Linked DNA regions of Homo sapiens: region 2 is linked to region 1. The links are chromatin contacts, found by Hi-C or POLR2A ChIA-PET in ENCODE. All regions are on one chromosome and are shown on one strand. Each heading gives the region's core, a stretch centred on a gene start or an enhancer-like site at or near the end of the contact. The rest is flanking DNA. Distances are from core to core; before and after follow the strand shown. Region 1 holds the start of TAF6L (TATA-box binding protein associated factor 6 like). Region 2 holds the start of ZFTA (zinc finger translocation associated).

Region 1 (4,569 bases), core at 677-3,176:
ACAAAAATTAGCTAGGCATGGTGGTCCGCGCCTGTAGTCCCAGCTACTCCGGAGGCTGAGGCAGGAGAATTGCTTGAACCCGGGAGGTGGAGGTTGTAGTGAGCCAAGATCGCACCACTGCACTCCAGCCTGGGCGACAGAGCAAGACTCCATCTCAAAAAAAAAAAAATTTGTAATTATAGGCCAGGCATGGTGGCTCACGCCTGTAATCCCAGCACTTTGGGAGGCCGAAGCTGGTGGATCACGAGGTCAGGAGATGAAGACCATCCTGGCTAACACGGTGAAACCCTGTCTCTACTAAAAATACAAAAAATTACCCAGGAGGCTGAGGCAGGAGAATCACTTGAACCCAGGAGGCAGAGGCTGCAGTGAGCCGAGATTGCACCACTGCACTCCAGCCTGGATGACAGAGCTAAACTCAGTCTCAAAAAAAACACAAAACAAAAAACAAAAACAAACAAAAAAAAAAGATCTTCTAAAAGAAAGAAAGAAGAACTATTCTTTTTTTTTTTTTTTGGAGATGATGTCTGATGTCTCACTCTGTCACCCAGGCTGGAGTGCAGTGGCTTGATCTCGGCTCACTAAAACCTCCGCTTCCCGAGTAGCTGGGATTACAGGCCTGTGCCGCCACACCTGGCTAATTTTTGTATTTTTAGTAGGGATGGAGTTTCGCCATGGTAGCCAAGCTGGTCTGGAACTCCTGACCTCAGGTGATCCGCCCACCTCGGCCTCCAAAGTGCTGAAATTACAGGCGTGAGAGCCACCGCACCTGGCCCGACGAGCTTTTTTTTTTTTTTTGGAGACACAGTCTCGCTCTGTCACCCAGGCTGGAGTACAGTGGCGTGATCTCGGCTCACTACAACCTCTGCCTCCCTGGTTCAAGCAATTCTCCTGCCTCAGCCTCCCGAGTAGCTAGGACTACAGGCATACGCCGCCATGCCCAGCTAATTTTTTGTATTTTTAGTAGAGACGAGGTTTCACCGTGTTGCCCAGGCTGGCCTCGAACTCCTGAGCTCAGGCAATCCAGGTGCCTCGGCCTCCCAAAGTGCTAGGATTACAGGCGTGAGCCACCGCGCCCGGCCACGAATAGCACTGTACTATGCCTGAGACACAGCTAAGTGCTTTATATGGATTACTTCACTATATTCTCAATAATAAGATATTATTATGTATTTCGTCTATTTCACAGGCAAGGAAATCAAACCTCAGAGGCTAAATGTTCCATGACTTCTCCAAGATCATGAAGTAAGCACTGAGTAAGTAGGGAGGGGGAGCAAGGACTCAACCCCTTGCTCCTAATCTTTACTCTATACCGCATTCAGGAGCCGCCAGCTGTATGGGGAACAAGGCCTGGATCCCACCCCAAAGACATGGATTGGAGACCCACCCCTTGGTGACCCTAGACCCGCCAATAGATCGTTGTGAAGCTGCAGTTTCCCTATCTGTAAAATGGGAGCATTTAGTCCACCAGCGCGAAAGGCACGGAGGGAGTTTCCCTATTATATGACCGTACACGAAATCTAGACTGTGACCAAAGTCTCCCGCTCCTCAGCCTCCTCTCCTCCGCATCCTCAGCCACTAGTCACGCTGGAGAGGAGGCGTGGGAACTGACCTCCGCGGGCCGGGCCTCGGCAACGCGCATCCTCCCACCCGGCCTAGCCCAGCCCAGATCGGGGAGGGGGTGCGCGGGGGGAGGAGGTCAGGGGTCACTGAACTTGGGTCACGTGGTCAGCCAAGGGGGCGGGCCCTCGCGGTGCGGGCTCCAAGACTGGTGAGTAAGCAGTCGGCGTCGGGAATGGGGAGTCCTTGGACCAGAGCAAGGCCTGCTCACCTGAAGACCCCGGCGTGGCGAAGGCTGCTACCGAGACGACGGCGGCGGGGGCGGTGGCGGCGGCGCCCACTCACGAGCTCACACTCATTCCCTCTCCCGGGGCCCCGGCCCCGCCCTCCCCAATACAGCCAGTCGGCGGGCGCCTTGGAAAGTTTCCGGCCCTCCAGGAGGCTTCCTGGCTCTTGATTGGCCAGTGTGAACAGACTGTAGAGACCGGCGGTCACGTGACGCTGAAGATTCCCGCTTCTTAAAGCAACCTCTCTTGCTACGTTTGCGAGTAGGTGTGTATTGTTTTAACACACGTTTAATAAGCATATTTTATTTTTTTTACCACCACAATAGTAACGAGGAAATAAACAGTCTCAAAGACAGCGTCTTGATTTTCTTTGTCTTGTTTGCTCGCGAGTTTCTGAGCACCCGCATTTTCGCGACTGCAGCAAAGCTTTAGATTTTGGTGTCTGGCTTAGTTTTCCTGCCCGGCCTACCTCCCCAACATCACATGCCACTTCCCCTTCCTGAAGGGATAGATGGGGCTCTCGGTAGGTGTTCTCGGCAGGCAGAAGGGACTTCTGACCCGGCCGAACATCCCGTGCAAGCTCCGGACTCCAGGGTTCTGCTCTTTCTGCACCTACTTCGCATTCTCCCCACGCCTGTGAACCAAATACAAGCCCTGGCCTACCTCGCCTTGCATGACCGTTGGACACGCACACTGACAGCTCTCTTTCTCCAACTCCCACTGCAATAGCAGCTACTTGGGCAGTTCTTAATTGATAAGCAGTGGGCTTAGTGAGTAAAGGATGGTATTTGGAATCAGACCGACCTGGGTTAAAATTCTGACACTGCCTTTGGGCAAATTACCTAATATGGAGTAATAATGCGCACTTCACAGGGTTGTTGTAAATTAATGTCTGTGAGAGTCCCTGGCAGAGTTGGAGGTTAAACTTCTTTCCCGGCCGGGCGCGGTGGCTCACGCCTGTAATCCCAACATTTTGAGAGGCCGAGGCGGGGGATCACCTGGGGTCGGGAGTTCAAGACCAGCCTGATCAACATGGAGAAAAATCCATCTCAACTAAAAATACAAAATTAGCCGGGTGTGTTGGCACATGCCTGTAATCGCAGCTACTCGGGAGGCTGAGGCAGGAGAATTGCTTGAACCCGGGAGGCGGAGGTTGTGGTGAGCCGAGATCGCGCCACTGCACTCCAACCTGGCCAACAAGAGTGAATCTCCGTCTCAAAAAAAAAAGAGAGAAACTTTCTTTCCCTCACATGTCACAAGGCATACAGTGAATTCCTTTAAGTTCACCCAAGATGGGGTAGTTTGCACTGAGTGAACTGTGGGAACATTCTGCAAGGGAGCATGAATGTACACATTTTTTCTCTTTCCCCCTCTCAGGGTTAGATGCTGCTGCCGCTGGAAAAGAAAATCCCCTGGGACCCGAGCTGGCAAAGCCAGATGGATGCGACTGTGGTTGCCATGGCAACCCCACCTAAGGAGAATGTGACCCTGCTGAGTCTCTTCCACTCATATTCAGAACCATATTAGAAGTGGTTTCAAGTGTCTGCCCACCTGTGCGTTAAGGGAAAGAGAGAGGGCGCTCTCCTCTAAGGTCTGACTGAGCCTGAAGTCAGCTTAGCCAGACCTGGGCAGCTGGCTGACCTCCTTGCTTAGGTTTACTGTTCTGGACAGCCATCAGCAACCTTGGAGACACTAGAAGATGGGAGGGAGACCGGGACTGCCCGGGACCTATTAGATGTAGTGAACCTGTATCCAACCTGTCTGGAGCTCATTTGCTCCCAATCTGAGTGGAGGCAGGAACCAGGGAAGGCAGTAGTGAGACCTCCATGGCCACAGATGGGAGAAAGGTGGCTCGCTCCACACACCCAATGCCTGGCAAGAACTATGATGGCTTTGGTGTCAGACTTTTTTTCTTTTTTCCTTTTTTTGAGACGGAGTAACACCCTGTTGCCCAGGCTGGAGTGCAGTGGCGCAATCTTGGCTCACTACAACCTCCACCTCCCAGGTTCAAATGATTCTCCTGCCTCAACCTCCCAAGTAGCTGGGATTACAGGCACTTGCCACTACCACCAGCTAATTTTTGTGTTTTTAGTAGAGACAGGGTTTTCACCATGTTGGCTAGGCTGGTCTCCAACTCCTGACCTTGTGATCCACCCGCCTCTGCCTCCCAAAGTGCTGGGATTACAGGCATGAGCCACTGTGCCTGGTCAAAGTCAGACTGTTTTTATTCATTTATTTTTATTTTTATTTATTTTTTGAAACTGAGTCTCGCTCTGTCGCCCAGGTTGGAGTGCAGTGGCGTGATAGCTCACTGCAACCTCTGCCCTCCCAGTTTCAAGTGATTCTCCTGCCTTAGCCTCTGGAGGAGCTGGGATTACAGGTGTCCGACACCATGCCTGGCTAAGTGCTGTAAGTTTTGTATTTTTAGTAAAGATGGGGTTTCGCCATGTTGGCCAGGCTGGTCTTCAACTCCTGACCTTGTGATCCGCCCGCCTCAGCTTCCCGAAGTGCTGGGATTACAGGCATGAGCCACCATGCCCGGCCAATTTTTTTTTTTTTTTTTTTTTGAGACAGAGTCCTTGCTCTGTTGCTAAGGCTAGAATGCAGTGGAGCAATCTCAGCTTACTGCAACCTCCACCTCCCCGGTTCAAGCGATTCTTGTGCCTCAGCCTCCTGAGTAGCTGGGATTACAGGCACGCACCACCATACCTGGCTAATTGTC
Region 2 (4,569 bases), core at 897-3,396, 1.0 Mb before region 1:
CAACAAAGTTCCAGCTTCACGGGGCTGCTGCGGGGATCAAGTAGTGAGTGGGAAACTTTTAGAACTGTCAAGCGTGCAGCCGTTCCTGAGGTCGTGCAGAATGTGGGTGGGAAGGGGAGGGCAGAGGTTGTTGAAGGTGGCTCCAGGTGGCTTTGATACCTTTCTTCTGGTAATAAAATTACCCTTTTTATACACACAGAGCACTGGCAGGACAGACACCAGAGTCTCACAGGGGCTGGCCCTCAGCATTGGTTCTCTGTGGAGTGAGCAACTAAACTAGAATAAAGCACAAGGGCCCTTGGCCCCAGAAGAACAGGCTTCTTTCATTTTAGGACATTAGGCTCTTTTAGCTTCTTTTCCTTTCTTTTCTTTCTTTCTTTTTCTTTTTTTTTTTTTTTTAAACCATACTACTTAGAAGTGCGTGAAGCCCAGGTCTCTGTCTCACTTTCCCTTTGTGTTCCCGGGCCTGGCACAGATGAGGGACATAATGAATTAAGGAATCTCCCATCTCAGGGCCTGCGTGGCACCCATCAGCATCAGGGCCTCTGACCCCAGTGGGTGAGAGGAAGTGCAACCCCCCCCCGCCCCCCTGAGCGCAGGGCCTGCCGCGAAGAGAGCAGAGCTGTGAAAGGAGACTCAGTTTACCCAAGGTGGAGTCTCAAGCACGTCAACATGGGGGCTGAGGAAGAGACGGGACATCTCCGCGGCGACAGAGCCCAGAGGCACTTAAGAAATCTTAGTTCTTGTCCCCTCCTCATAAGCACTTCGGGGACAGGTTTCCTGTGTTCCAAGTAATTTAATTCCCATGGCTCCCGAAAGGCTGGAGCGGTTTCCTTTTCAGAGGCTGTGGGTGCCTCTGAGAAGGAAAGTCACAGGCAGTATCGGTCTTGCCCATGTTTTTCAGTGCTGTGTGTCCAGCGTCTGAAAGCATGCGGGCACACAGTAGGTGGTGACAAGCGGACGAACTGCCATCGGCGACAGCTGGGTAACTCGCCAGTGCAGGGAACAAAACCCGCCTCCAGATAAGAAGACCCTGCAGGCCTCCCGCACCCTGTAATTTGGATCTCCAGGAATCGCCTTTGTTGTGGGCGCCCAACCTCAGGCAAAGCGAGCACCTGCTCCTCCCGCCGGTCCTCGCAGGAGGACCCCAGGCTGCTGCGCCCCGGCTGCCTCTCCGGGTCCCTGCGCTCCGCTTCTCCGGAGCTGGGGGACCGGGGGCGCCCCGGGACCCGCAGCCAGGGTCCGCCCAGCGCTTCCGAGCCGTGGTAACGCGCCTCCCCAGGTGCCCGACACCCCGCCCGGGGCCAGCATTTTTCGCTTCCTAGGGCCGGGCCGGGGGTCTGGGGCTGCGTCAAGGGCCTCGTCAGGCACCCCCAGGCCTGCGGGGGCAGGATCCTGAGTCACCGCCGCGCACGCCCTCTCCTCCCGGCTTCCATCCTGGGGCCACCTCCAGCCCGCAGGGTCGGGCCCCGGCGCAGCCGGCTCTCTGCGGGTCTGCTGTGCGCCCCTCTCCCCAGCCCGAGTCACTGCGGCCGCCGCCCCCACCCCTGGCTGGCTCGGGGGAGCCTCGCTTGTCCGCCCCTCCCATGAGAAGCCCGAGCTCTCAGCGCTCCCGGGCGGCTCCCGCGGGAGGGGGCGCGGCCGCCCCCACGGCTCCACCCTCTCGGCGGGGCCGCAGCCATCTGGGGCCCCTGCCAGTAGCGGCCGCTCCGGGGCCCGCACGGAGCTCGCGACCCGCTTGCGCGGCGGGAGGCAGCCCCGGGCAGGGACCCCGGCCTCCTCAGCGGGCGCTCCCGGCGCTGAGATGCCCCGAGGGGGCGGTGGCCGCGAGCCGAGCCCGGGTGGAAGCGCGTCGCAGCGGACGCGGGCGCCCCTCGCCACCTCAGTGACCCTTTGGGAGCCGGGACCGGAGCCCCGCAGGCGGCGGTGCGGGCCCGCGGGGGCGGCGAGGTCCGTGCCCCTAGCGTCCGGAGCGGGCGCAGGCTGCTGAGCCTCGGCTGGGCTCGTTGCCTCCCGCCTTTCCCCCCAGCCCCCCGCGAGCTGGCAGGAGGAAATAGCGCGCGGCCCCTTTAAATTTACCCAGGAGCCCTTAAAGGAGCCCCAGGGGCCCCAGACAGGAATCCCCACCCCGGTCCAGCCCGCGCCGCCGAGCGAGCAGCCTGCCGTCCGTGCGGCCGGCCGCCCCGTGCATGCGCCCCGCGCCCCGGGGCCCCGCGCAGCGAGCGCTCCGCGCGGGCTGCCGCCGGCCCCGCGGCCCCGCGCCCCGCCGCCCCGGGGCCCCGCTCCGCAGCGCAGCGCATGGAGCCCGGCGGGGACCACCGGAGCCGGAGCAGCGGCGGCAGGGGCGGCCCCGGGCCAGCAGTGGCCTCGGCACGGGGCCGACGGCTGCCGCCCGCCGGATCGAGCGGCAGCGCGGAGCCAGAGGAAGACGAAGGCGGTAAGAGCTGGGGCCGGCGGCCCGGGCGGGGGCCCCGGCGTGGGGGAAGGGAGGGCTGCGGCTCGGGGCCCCTCTCCGCCGCCGAACAAAGCGGGGGACGCGGGCAGGGCGGCCGGGGGCGCCACCTGGTGGGCGCGGAGCGCGGCTGCAGGGCTGGCGGGGGAGCCCCCCGCCCAGCTCCCGGGGTCGGCTCGCGGGGCTCGGGCGGCTCGCCTCCCCCTTAAAGGGCCCCGCTGCCGCCCGCAGCGCCCCGCCTTGGGGGCCAGGCCCGAGGGGCCCCACGGGGCAGGGCGCCACGGAGCGAGGCTGGACTTTGGCCCCCGCCCCTTTCTCTTTCAGACTCCCAGGTGGTCTCCCTAATCGGGCTTTCTCTCAAAAGTCCGCCCAGACCCTGGGTCCCCTTCGGGGGCTTTTCCCCAGCGGAGCTGAGCTCAGCTCCGAACTCTGCTGTTTTAAATCGGGCTGCTCCTCTCGTCTCGTGGCCTTGTGAGAGACATGCACCCTTTTTCTTTTCTCCCACATTCTCCCTAGGAAAGTGCATCGCTTGCGCCCCGGGGGCCCACACCATCTTTTCCCACCGCGGGCAGTTTTTAAAGCGATGGGTTCGCCCACAAAGGCAGGCACCCCTCCGGCCGGTGCATTCTCCCTTCCCTTCTTTTCAGAATTTTTTTTTGCCCTAATTTGTCAGCTCTAGCGGAACCAACCAGTCCTCCTCGTTCGCTCTCAAAGGAGACTGTTGACTCATTTCCCGGCTGCAGGGTCACGCCTTAAGACCCTTGAGGGTTTCCTCCAGGCCAGGGAGACTCTGCCCGAATCTCCAGGCTCCCCTCCCGGTCTCTCCCCTCCCAGAAACGCCCCATCCCCTTTTGTTTTTAAAGAACCTCGGCTCCTCCCCCTTTTTCGGCTCTTAAAGGGCCAATCCACCTTAGACTAGCCTGGATCCAGCGCTGGAAGGATGCTTAGAGACCAGCCAGCTAGCCAGTGTCGTTGCAGACAAAGAAGCTCAGGCCCAGAGTGCGGACATGACCTATCAAAGGTCACAGAGCAAGTTACCAGTGAAGCCAGGACTTGAACCCAGGCCTATGACTCCGAAGCCAGTGGATTCTATGGATCTACTTAAATAAAAACTAAAACAAAAAAACTTCCACAAGGGTGACAGGAGCCCTTTCTGATCCTGTCTTTTGTTTTCCCAACCCTGTGATTCTCCACTGGGAGAATGACCAGAACCTGCCTGTGTGCCCAGGAGACCATTTTTCTAAATCAAGAGGGGTGGGAACTGTAGGGAGGGTAGGGGACTGCTCTGGGTGGGTGTCTGGCACAGGGAACACCATTGGGTTAGTGGGGCCTCTCCAGTGCCCGCCCTTCTGACTGCTGGGCAGTGGCCGGCTCCCTGCCAGAGCAGCAAATAAAGCCCCAGAAAGACTTAATGGGCTTCAGTGGATGGTGGCCACTCCCTGCCGCAGTGTCATTAGTTGTCACTCTGGTGGCCCTCCTGCCATCCCTTTACAGGGTCATTGGCTCCTCCAGAATCTGGAGAAGTTTCAGTCTCAGAAACTCCTTTCCCTGGAGATGTTGGCAGCTTTGTCTTGGGGATCCCTCCCATGTGGGGGCCTAGATTTGGGGAACTGACAATGCCTAGCCCATCCCCAAAATGGGAGTCTCAGGAAGCTATATTTGAAGCATTACTGGAAAAAGGGAGAAGACCTGTGGGTGGGGCCCTCCTGGCGGGGGCCCCAGGTGGGTGGGTCCCGTGTGCAGCCCTGGCTGTAGACAGATGCCCCCTTTGTTTGTCTGGCCCCACTGCCTGCTCTGCTCCAGCTGGAACCGCCCTGGCCTGCTGCTCTCCTGGCTTTCTCCCTACGGCTCTTGTCCAGAAAGGGCACCTTACAGAGCTGGTTGGCTCCTTGGCCCTCACCTTATTTTTTAAAAAGTCAGAGCTATTTCCACAGTGCCCTGCGTCCTTTTGTTCTTGATCTCCTCTTAAAGGGTCCTTGCCCTTTGTAAAGGGCTAATGTTTTGGCTCCCACTTCTACCATCCCTTTTATTGCTGTTGCCGTCCCTTTCCTGCCCCGGAACACCCCCTCCCCCAGCTCCCTTTCTCAGGGCTCACCATCAAAGCCCTCGCCTCTTTC

Evidence for each region. Hi-C counts contacts between places; a loop is a spot of excess contacts on that map. ChIA-PET counts read pairs that join two places held with the same protein, here RNA polymerase II (POLR2A). Pooled maps may share reads with other maps.
Region 2: a pooled map shows a loop between it and region 1 (4-fold over the local background). The contact joins the promoter of ZFTA here to the promoter of TAF6L in region 1. A Hi-C loop is called at or near these places in 1 of 168 maps with a recorded cell type or tissue (sigmoid colon) and 2 of 50 pooled maps. POLR2A ChIA-PET finds 5 or more read pairs at or near these places in 1 of 52 experiments (WTC11).

The regions. Positions count from the first base shown.
Region 1 is chr11:62,768,753-62,773,321 of GRCh38, reverse strand. It overlaps TAF6L (TATA-box binding protein associated factor 6 like), which reads right to left and starts at 1,926. Exons shown (of 11, transcript NM_006473.4): 1 at 1,832-1,926. It also overlaps a transcript of TMEM223 not described here. RefSeq lists enhancers at 1,337-1,476, 3,639-3,688 and a silencer at 1,667-2,076.
Region 2 is chr11:63,766,352-63,770,920 of GRCh38, reverse strand. It overlaps ZFTA (zinc finger translocation associated), which reads left to right and starts at 2,146. Exons shown (of 5, transcript NM_001144936.2): 1 at 2,146-2,437. The coding sequence starts at 2,299. RefSeq lists silencers at 1,330-1,799, 1,820-2,029, 2,160-2,209, 2,430-2,729.